Linked DNA regions of Homo sapiens: region 2 is linked to region 1. The links are chromatin contacts, found by Hi-C or POLR2A ChIA-PET in ENCODE. All regions are on one chromosome and are shown on one strand. The core of a region is the stretch at or near the end of the contact, and the rest is flanking DNA. Distances in the headings are between cores, read along the strand shown.

Region 1 (5,160 bases), core at 1,376-3,875:
TCTAATTTTAGCCCTGTTTCTTCTTCGGTATTTGGTCTAGGGAATTTGTTATTTCTGTGCTTTAGTTTCATTGTCTAGATAAAGGATAACACAGATGACTGTAAAACACTTTGAGTATAGGAACTCAGATGAGTATGATTGAATCTAACATCAATAATGTCAACAGCAGCTGGGCATGGTGGCTCACACCTGTAATCCCAGCACTTTGGTGGGGGCTGCAGTGGGTGGATCCCTCTAGCCCAGGAGTTTGAGACTAGCCTAGCCAACATGGTGAAACCCCGTCTCTACAAAAAAATACAAAAATTGGCCAGGTGTGGTGGCATGTGCCTGTAGTCCTAGCTACTCAGGAGGAGGCTGAGGTGGGAGGATCACCTGAGCCCAGGGAGGTCGAGGCTGCAGGGAGCCGTGATTGAGCTATTGATTGCACTTTAGCCTGGGCAACAGGGTGAGACCCTTTCTCAAACAAAAAAATACATAAATAAATAAAATTTTAAAAAATGTCAATGGCAATTTTTATAGTGATGAAAATATATGTATAGGCTTTATAAATAAAAGTATATAGCAGGTGTTCAAAAAATGCTTGTTAAACGAGTGAATGAATGCTAAAAGGAAACTTACTAGTGTGAAAGACCATATACCCATTGAATGGGTACCTTCCCTTAGTACCTGCATTTTTCAACCCATGGTGCATTTAAAGCTCATTTTGGACATTTTCCCATAAATTAACCTTAAAGATAAAAAGAGTAAGAAACAAAACTTTCCCCTGAGATGTGGCTACTTATTTATTTTCAGAGGGCGTTTTCTCATTGCCATTCTGCTATATAGTGTAGTGGTCAAGAGCACTACCTCTAGAGCCAGCCAGGCTGGGCTCAAGTTCAAGTGCTGCCATTTAACTAGCTGTTTGTCCTTCGGCAAGTCACTTAAACTCTCTTTGACCCAGCTTCTCCATCTTTAAATGGGTATAATAATAAAACCATCCTCATAGGGTTGTTTTGAAGATTAGTGAGATGGGCGATAGGTTGTGTGGTGGGTAGAATAATGTTTCCTCCTTCACAGATGTCCATGTCCTGAAACCTGTGGCTACGTTATCTTATGTGGCAAAATGAAATTTGCAGATGTGATTAAGGATGATGTGATGGGGGAGATTATCCTGTGGACCCAGTGTAATCATAAGGGTCCTTAAGGGGAGGCATGAGAATCACAGTGATGTAGCATGAGAAAGACTTGACTGGCCAGTGCTAGCTTTAAAGACGGAGGAAGGGAGCTATGAGCCAAAGGATGTGAGCAGCTTGAGCCGGAAAAGGTAAGGAACCAGATTCTACCCCTAGACTATCTGAAAATGAACACAACCCTTCTAACATCTTGATTTGATCCCAGTGAGGCCCATTTCTGATTTCTGCCTTCTGGAACTGTAGATTATAACTTTATGCTGATTTAGGACATCAAGTTTGTGGTAATTTGTCACAGCAGCAACAGGACCCTAATTCAGGTGGGTCAGCCACTATTATTCTATTTACAACCCCCTTCCGTTCTGGCTTTCTTCACAGGGCAATCTAATGTAAACACTTCTGCAGAATTAAAGGGATCTCTTTGCCCACGCACAAACTATTTTTTAGTTTTTCGAGCCTCTACCTACCCTTAGTCTCAAGACAGCTGCCTTTAAGGTAAGCTGCAAGACAATTTATAACATCCTATTCTTAGACTTTCCACTTACACATGGAAAATCATATGCATTATCGGCGTCTGCCACAAAAGCCATGCTCTGAGGTCCTATTCAGGAAAATATTAACTCTGAATTATGGCCTCCCTTTCTTTGGCAGGGGGCACTGAGCTTCACGGAGACCCTAGAGTAGGAATCAACCCTTCAGGTCGAAGGCCCAAGGGAATTAGAGCACTTAGAGCAGGAGACATGGGAAAAGAAAGAGGAAAAGAAGTTGGTAGGTCCGAAGGAGGCTGGAAAGAGGGGAAGGCAAAAGAATACACAACCCAGCCGAATCATGGGAATTGAGAGATGGCTTCCTGCAATCTAGTCTTGCGGGTTCTTGCTCTAGTTTCGGAAACTTCCCCCGCAGAGTCCAGCGCCGCGCACCTGCCCCTTGGGGCCGGTCCCTGCGCAGGAGCCTGCGGCAGGCTGGGAATGCCGTTCTGGGAGAGCAGCCTCCCAGGCGGGGTGGTGGGGAGACTGCAGGGAGGAGTCTTGGGGAGTGCAAACGGAAAGACTACATCTCCCAGGCCGCCACGCTTTCCAGCTGGAGTCCTAGGGCGCTGACTGCTCCCCAGTTTCCGTAGGGAAGCGCTGGGCTACCGCGGCTATTGTGCGTCGCGCTCTCGCCCTCCTCTTCCCGCTGCAGTGTCTATGGAGCGAGGCTACGTTTCATTGCCGCCCTGGCTTAACCCTTCCGGCGCCTAAAAGGACGGCCGGCCGGCCGGCTCCCTTGCACCAGGAAGAAGTCTTAGCAGCCAGCGGGCCCTGGTCAGGAAACTCTAAGGTACAAGGAAAACAGTTGAGGAAGGAGCCAGAGCGCTCCGGTTTGGTCCTCGGGCTTCGCTGGGGCGGGGCGCAGGCGTTGGCTTTAAGAAAGGGGAGGGGACAGTGCAATCCGGGTTGCCCGCGGAGTTCGGCCAAGGAAGTCTTCCGCTCGCTCCGGAGCGAGGAGCCTGTAGAGAGGCTGTTCCCAGCTCCAGCTCTAACCTCGCCTACACCTTGGGCGGGCCCAAGTGTCACGTTTGCAATTGCTCAGGAAGGATCCGGCCCGTCTCCGGAGGCAAGTCGGGCTGCGGTTTTTGCTGCTTATCTGGGAAGGCGATGCCTAAGGGACATGCTGCTTGCTAGGCAGCACCCTGCCGGGATCCGACTGCGATAGTTAGCTCTCCCTGGCCCTGAAGCCATCGCCGGGGCGCCTGTTCTCTGTCCGGACCAGCCAGCGCTCCTCAGGAGTCTCACTGAAACAGGTACCTGTCCTCCAAAGGGACGGAGGCTATGAGCTTCCTTAAGCGGGTCGCGCGCTCAGTCCGTCCCCTCTACTTCCTCTACTGTGCCATTGATGCTCTCGGTCTTTGTGTCTTTCCCCTTTCCCCCTACTCCCGGCCATCAGAACCATGGGTCATCCCCCGCTGGAGTTCAGCGACTGCTACCTGGACAGCCCCGATTTCCGCGAGAGGCTCAAGTGTTATGAGCAGGAACTGGAGAGGACCAACAAATTCATCAAAGACGTAATCAAAGACGGCAACGCGCTTATCAGCGCTATGAGAAGTAAGTGCAAGGCTTCGATGAGCTGTTTCTCTGAGCTGGTGTGTCTGGCCTTTAAGCCTTTCCACACCACCAGGGGAAGGGAGATTGCAGGGTGACTCCCAGCCCAGATCTCTGAGGCAAATGGGTTTCCCACACTTGGGGAGTGGAGATAGTAGAAGTGGAAAGTGGTGGATACAACCAGAACTTTGGGCCTTTTCCTTTAGTGGTTTTGACCTTATAAGACGTGATCCGTAGCTGTGCCAGGGACCCTCTTGCTCAGCAATTACCCTTACTTGGCAGATGATTGTTCTTAAGGGACAATCTGCTGTACTGTTAGACATATTCAGCACCCCTGTCTGGGGCAAAGTGACATCCAAGCTGACCAAGGAACTGCCCCAGCACCTCCTAAACAATTGGGGATTAAGGTCAGCAGCTTGAATAATAATTTTGTCCTGGTCTCTGGTTGCTACAGATAAGTGTGGGGGGCAGTAAAAAATTCGCCATGGCAAGTTATTTTTTAAGGAAAGCACCTTTGCCCCAGTGAATTATTTTCTTTATCACACTGAGCTATGGTTTAGGTCAAGGTCAGTCTAAGTTCAGGATTATTGGATGGCTTCACCTGCCACTGAATTCTGCTTGAGTGTGGAACAAAGAGCTGACTACTTAGTCCCTGCCACAAGGGGCCCAGCCCCCAGGGAGTAAAATAGGGATAGGGTTGGGGGCTGCTGGGCTGAAGGAACTTCACCTAGCTTCGCTTTTCCAGTGCTCACAGCTGACTCAGCTGTGGGAAGCTCTCTCCTTCCCCCATTGTGTGTGGAGGTTTTTTTTCTGCTTGTTGGTAGGAGGCTTGGAGTAAAAGAAAGAATAATAAACATCCCCAACGAGAGTGCAGGCAAGCCAACCCTTTATGCCAAAGCATATACACAGAAGAATGGAGGGTAATGATTGGGTGGAGTGATAATTAATTTTTTCTCTTGGCTGAAAGATGATTGTGAAAAATAAACTCAGAGTCATTGGCAAGTATGTCCTATATGGTTATAACTTTGTTTTGAGTGAATTTATCACCAAATACAGGGTCTAGGACCAGTGTGGCAACCTTCTTAGGCGGATGCAGTCAACCAAGAGCAGGGAGAAAGAAAGATTTGAAAGTGGTAGTGCGAGGCTGGGCGAGGTGGCTCACGCCTGTAATCCCAGCACTTTGGGAGGCCAAGGCGGGTGAATCACCTGAGATCAGGAGTTCGAGACCAGCCTGGCTAACATGGTGAAACCCTGTCTCTACTAAAAATACAAAAAAAAAAAAAAAATTAGCTGGGCATGGTGGCAGGCACCTGTAATTCCAGCTACTCAGGAGGCTGAGGCAGGAGAATCACTTGAACCCAGGAGATGTTGGTTGCAGTGAGCCGAGACCGTGCCATTGCACTACAGCCTGGGCAACAAGAGTGAAACTCCATCTCAAAAAAAGAAAAGAAAGTGGTAGTGTGTTGGTAACTGCTGCCAGCTGGTATTTCTTGTGCAGCCCTTCTGATTTGCCCTGTGGAGTCGGTGCTTTTCCTTCACATGCTCTCTGCCCACTTTTGGTCAGAATATGTACACTGTCGAAGTTCCTGCAGGTCATTTGATTGTGTTTGATCTTTTAATGATTTGTCTTATTGTGGCCTGACCAAGAGTAAACTCCTAGTAGTATCTGAAATGCTGATCCTTAAGAGGTTAAGGATATGCAGGTTGTGCTACATAAGTAGAAAGGTGAGAGTTCACGGAAAGGAAAAGGAGGAATGTTTCAGCTTTGTTTTGTTTTGTTTATATATTACAGTAAACTGCTTGGTGCTGTGTCCCCAGTAAAACGAATCTCATCATAAGCCCTAGGAACAGAATGGCTTTGTGAAGTGGATGGTAACTAAAAGCATGCTAAAAATCACCAGCTAAGGCAT
Region 2 (4,725 bases), core at 1,188-3,687, 78 kb after region 1:
AGTAGTTGTGACTACAGGTGTGCAGCACCATGCCTGGCTAATTTTTTATTTTATTTTATTTTATTTTATTATTTTTTTTTTTTTAGTAGAGATGGGGTTTCACTATGTTGGCCAAGCTGGTCTTGAACTGCTGGCCTCAATTGATCTGTCCCTCTCGGCCTCCTAAAATGCTGGGATTATACGCGTGAGCCACTGTGCCTGGCCCTAATGGACTATTTCTTAATGTAATTAGTACTTGCTACTTATTGCTTGGGTCCCTAAATAGTATGTTTTCATGGAGTAACCAACTTTTCTGGCCTATTTTGGCCTTTAAATATTATCTATCTCAATAAAAACAGTCAAACAAAATCAACAGGCATCTTAACAAAAGCTTGTGGAAGTCAGTGTGGCGATTCCTCAGGGATCTAGAACTAGAAATACCATTTGACCCAGCAATCCCATTACTGGGTATATATCCAAAGGATTATAAATCATGCTGCTATAAAGACATATGCACACATATGTTTATTGCAGCACTATTCACAATAGCAAAGACTTGGAACCAACCCACATGTCCAACAATGATAGACTGGATTAAGAAAATGTGGCACATATACACCATGGAATACTATGCAGCCATAAAAAATGATGAGTTCATGTCCTTTGTAGGGACATGGATGAAGCTGGAAACCATCATTCTCAGCAAACTATCGCAAGGACAAAAAACCAAACGCCGCATGTTCTCACTCATAGGTGGGAATTGAACAATGAGAACACATGGACACAGGAAGGGGAACATCACACACAGGGGCCTGTTGTGGGGTGGGGGCAGGGGGGAGGGATAGCATCAGGAGATATACCTAATGCTAAATGACAAGTTAATGGGTGCAGCACACCAACATGGCACATGTATACATATGTAACAAACCTGCACGTTGTGCACATGTACCCTAGAACTTAAAGTATAATAAAAAACAAAACAAAAGCAAAAGCAAAACACAGATACACTCTGTTTTGCTGAGAGCTAGAGAAATGCTGCGGAAAACCTAGAAGTAGCTGTGAGAATATATATATCCTGGCTGATTTAGGTATCATTCACAGAGCAAATAATTCACCTACTTAAATTGTACAATTCACTGAGTTTTAGTATATTCGCAGAGTTTTGCGACCATCACCACAATCAATTTTAGAGCATTTTCTTCACCCTAAAAAGAAGCCTCATACCAAATAACAGTAACTCCTTATTTTCCCCCATTCCTGCTAGCACTAGGCAACCACAAATCTTTCTGTGTCTGTAGATTTGCCTATTCTGGACATTTTATATAAATGGGATCATACAACACGAGGTTTTTCGTGACTGGCTTCTTTGATTTAGCATAATGTTTACCAGGTTCATCCCTATTGTGGAGACTGTTTTAAAAAATCTCTGCATTTGGAGGTCAGACCTCAGTGTATTCAGAAGGGCTCTCCAGAGACTTAGAACCAATAGGATATGTATCTATATATATATACAGAAAGAGGGGCCTGGCGCAGTGGCTCATGCCTATAATCCCAGCATTTTGGGAGACCAAGGCAAGTGGATCACTTGAGGTCAGGAGTTTGACACCAGCCTGGGCAACATGGCAAAACCCCACCTCTACTAAAAATATAAAAATTAGCCAGGCGTGGTGGCAGGCACCTATAATCCCAGCTCCTCGGGAGGCCAAGGCAGGAGAATCGCTTGAACCCAGGAGGTGGAGGTTGCAGTGAGCCAAGATCATACCACTACACTCCAGCCTGGGAAACAGAGTGAGACCCTGTCTCAAAAAAAAAAAATATTTTAAGGAATTGGCTCATGTGATTGTGGAGGCTTGGCAAGTCCAAATACCTAATGGGAGAGGCAGGCAGGCTGAAGACTCAGGAAGGAGTTGCACTTTGAGTCCAAAGGCAGTCTGCTGGAGAATCCCCTCTTGCTTGGGGGTAAATCAGCCTTTTGTTCTATTTAAGCCTTCAACTGATTGGTTAAGGCCTACCCACATCACGAGAGCAATCTGTTTTACTCAAAGTCCACTGATATAAACATAAATCTCATCCAAAAACACCCCTACAGAAACATCCAGAATAACGTTTGACCACATATTTGGGCACCGTGCCCCAGCCAAAATGACACATAAAATTGTAACATTTGGCGATTTTTTTTTTTTTTGGAAGAAGTCTTGCTCTGTCACCCAGGCTAGAGTGCAGTGGCACAATCTCGGCCCACTGCAACCTCCACCACCCGGGTTCAAGCAGTTCTCCTGCTTCAGCCTCCCAAGTAGCTGGGATTATAGGCATGTGCCACCACCCACACCCAGCTAATTCTTTTATTTATTTATTTTTTGGTAGAGATGGGGTTTTGTCATGTTGACCAGGCTGGTCTTGAACTTCTGACCTCAGGTGTTCCGCCCACCTCGGCCTCCCAAAGCGCTGGGATTACAGGTGTGAGTCAGCACCTGGCCACACTTCGCTATTTTTATCCTGTGAATAGGTAAACAAACCTAACATTGAGGATTGTCTTTCTTGGAAGCATATGCAATTTAAAATTAGCACCAGCAATTGCTGTATTTTGAATCTCTTTGTGTAAACAACTACTCTGAGATAAAGAATGACTTTTGAAATGACCCAGAAAGAATATGGATCTTGCACGGTAGCCTCAAAGCTAAGTAAAGAAAGGAGTTCTTTTCTGTCTTCTTGAAATAGGAAAATATTTCATCTTGAAACTATCTGAGCCTTTCTTCCTGCCCTGGATAGCCTATATCAGCATATGAACTGGAGAGAGAGAGATTAACTACATGTATCAGCCAGAAACTCAAATGATCAAATGTCAGGACTACCTTCAGGTTTTATTGGTCTACGTTCCACAGCAGACATTAATCTTCCACAATGGACAGATGCAATGTTTTATGTACTTCTGTATTTTATCCCTGCCTCTGTCCTATGCAATTTCCTTTCCTACTTTCTTAAAATGAATTCGTTTTCTTGCAGATTCTAGATGCAGTTATTAAGTTTTCTGACACAACTAGAAAGATTTTCCTTTGTCTCTGCATTTCAAGAGAAAGCTTCTCTAGTCACAGTCATGTAAAATGTAAAACTCTTGAGTACAAATGAAGGAATTCTGCAGAGCTTAAATAAATACAGGCTGACTAATATGTAGGGGAAACTAGCCTAGTCACTCAGAGTCTCCAGTCTGATGCCACTGAGTTATAGGCACCTTCCTGGGCCCAACAGTTGGGTTTATGAAGACAGGATCTGGATGTCCATTCCAGGCCCCAGAATATTTACCTAAGATATATGTACTCATAAAATCAGAAAGAATATTTGACTGCAGATAGGAAATAATTAGGGATGAGCAGAGCCTTATGATCACAGAGGTAGTGGGAGGTATGGCCAGAATTTGAACTACAAACTCAGTGTTCTTTCTATCTCATCATGACGTTTCTTTTAGTTTTTTTTTTTTTTTTGAGACGGAGTCTCTCGCTATCACCCATGCTGGAGTGCAGTGGCGTGACCTTGGCTCACTGCAACCTCCGCCTCCTGGGTTCAAGTGATTCTCCTGTCTCAGCCTCCCAAGTAGCTGGGACTACAGGTGTGTGCCACCACGCCCAGCTATTTTTTTTTTTAGTAGAGTCGGGGTTTCACCATGTTGGCCAGGCTGGTCTCAAACTCCTGACCGCAGGTGATCTACCCACCTTGGCCTCCCAAAGTGCTGGGATTACAGGCATGAGCCACCGCGCCCGACTTTTTTTTTTTTTTTTTTTTTTTTGAGATGGAGTCTTACTCTGTCGCCCAGGCTGGAGTGCAGTGGTGGTGTGATCTCGGCTCACTGCAATCTCTGCCTCCTGGGTTCAAGCAATTCTTGAACTCGGTCTCGGTCTCCCGAGTAGCTGGGATTACAGGTGTCTGCAACCACGCCCAGCTAATTTTTGTATTTTTAGTAGAGATGGGGTATCACCATGTTGGCCAGGCTGGTCTCAAACTCCTGACCTCAAGTAATCTGCCAGCCTCGGCCTCCTAAAGTGCAGGGATCATAGGTGTGAGCCACTGAGCCTGGCCTTATCATAACTTCTCAAACACTGCTCAACAATGCCTTGTCCAGAGACATTATCAATGGCTAATATCATTTTAATGCTCTTTTATTAAACTATGTATATACTGAGTTTGTATAAATAGTGGATTTAAAATGAGTATCTGTGAATAGGAACCTTATTCTTTGAAATAATGTACTCTAACTTTTTCGATTTCAGCATCTGTTTTGCTGAGTCTTCATCACTATGGTCTAGGATGTTAAGTCAATAATATTGAAAGGTCTGCCTGTATATTTTGTTTTAGTACTAACTTTTTACAATATTATATTTTAGGAAGAAAAAAAGACTAATTTATGCCTTGTGGTGTAGCTCCTTTGAGTGTATATTAAAACAGTCATGGTTGCTGAAATGAAGAAATTGAGCAATGGAAATTGTGAAAGTAGAATGGAATCTTACAAATAAGTTAATATGAGAAATAATTATAAGGTATTATCATTTTCTTGATTATTTGATCTTATTATGCTTTAATATTCTACAAAAGCATTTGTCATTTTAAGTAGGAAACAAAAACAGCATAAATTTACTTTTTACACGTTATTTATTTATTTATTTATTTAAGGTGGAGTTTTGCTTTTGTTGCCCAGGCTGGAATGCAGTGGTGTGACCTTGGCTCATTGCAACCTCCTCCTCCCGGGTTCAAGCG

Evidence for each region. Hi-C counts contacts between places; a loop is a spot of excess contacts on that map. ChIA-PET counts read pairs that join two places held with the same protein, here RNA polymerase II (POLR2A). Pooled maps may share reads with other maps.
Region 2: a loop to region 1 is called in a pooled map, with 3 times the contacts of the local background. The contact joins the enhancer-like site here to the promoter of OPHN1 in region 1. A Hi-C loop is called at or near these places in 1 of 50 pooled maps. POLR2A ChIA-PET finds 5 or more read pairs at or near these places in 4 of 52 experiments (A549, AG04450, HEK293 and 1 more).

Annotation. Positions count from the first base shown.
Region 1 is chrX:68,430,960-68,436,119 of GRCh38, reverse strand. OPHN1 (oligophrenin 1) reads left to right here and starts at 2,625. Exons shown (of 25, transcript NM_002547.3): 1 at 2,625-2,952; 2 at 3,096-3,253. The coding sequence starts at 3,100.
Region 2 is chrX:68,353,488-68,358,212 of GRCh38, reverse strand. All of the region lies in intron 2 of OPHN1 (oligophrenin 1), which reads left to right. Among named protein-coding and RNA genes, the nearest start is that of OPHN1, 78 kb to the left of the region's middle. RefSeq lists enhancers at 1,866-2,366, 2,367-2,867. Within about 2 kb of position 2,437, at least 3 of the 41 ENCODE cell types and tissues checked have a DNase peak (open chromatin) inside an H3K27ac peak, as active enhancers do; they include PC-9, where a contact is called at or near this core.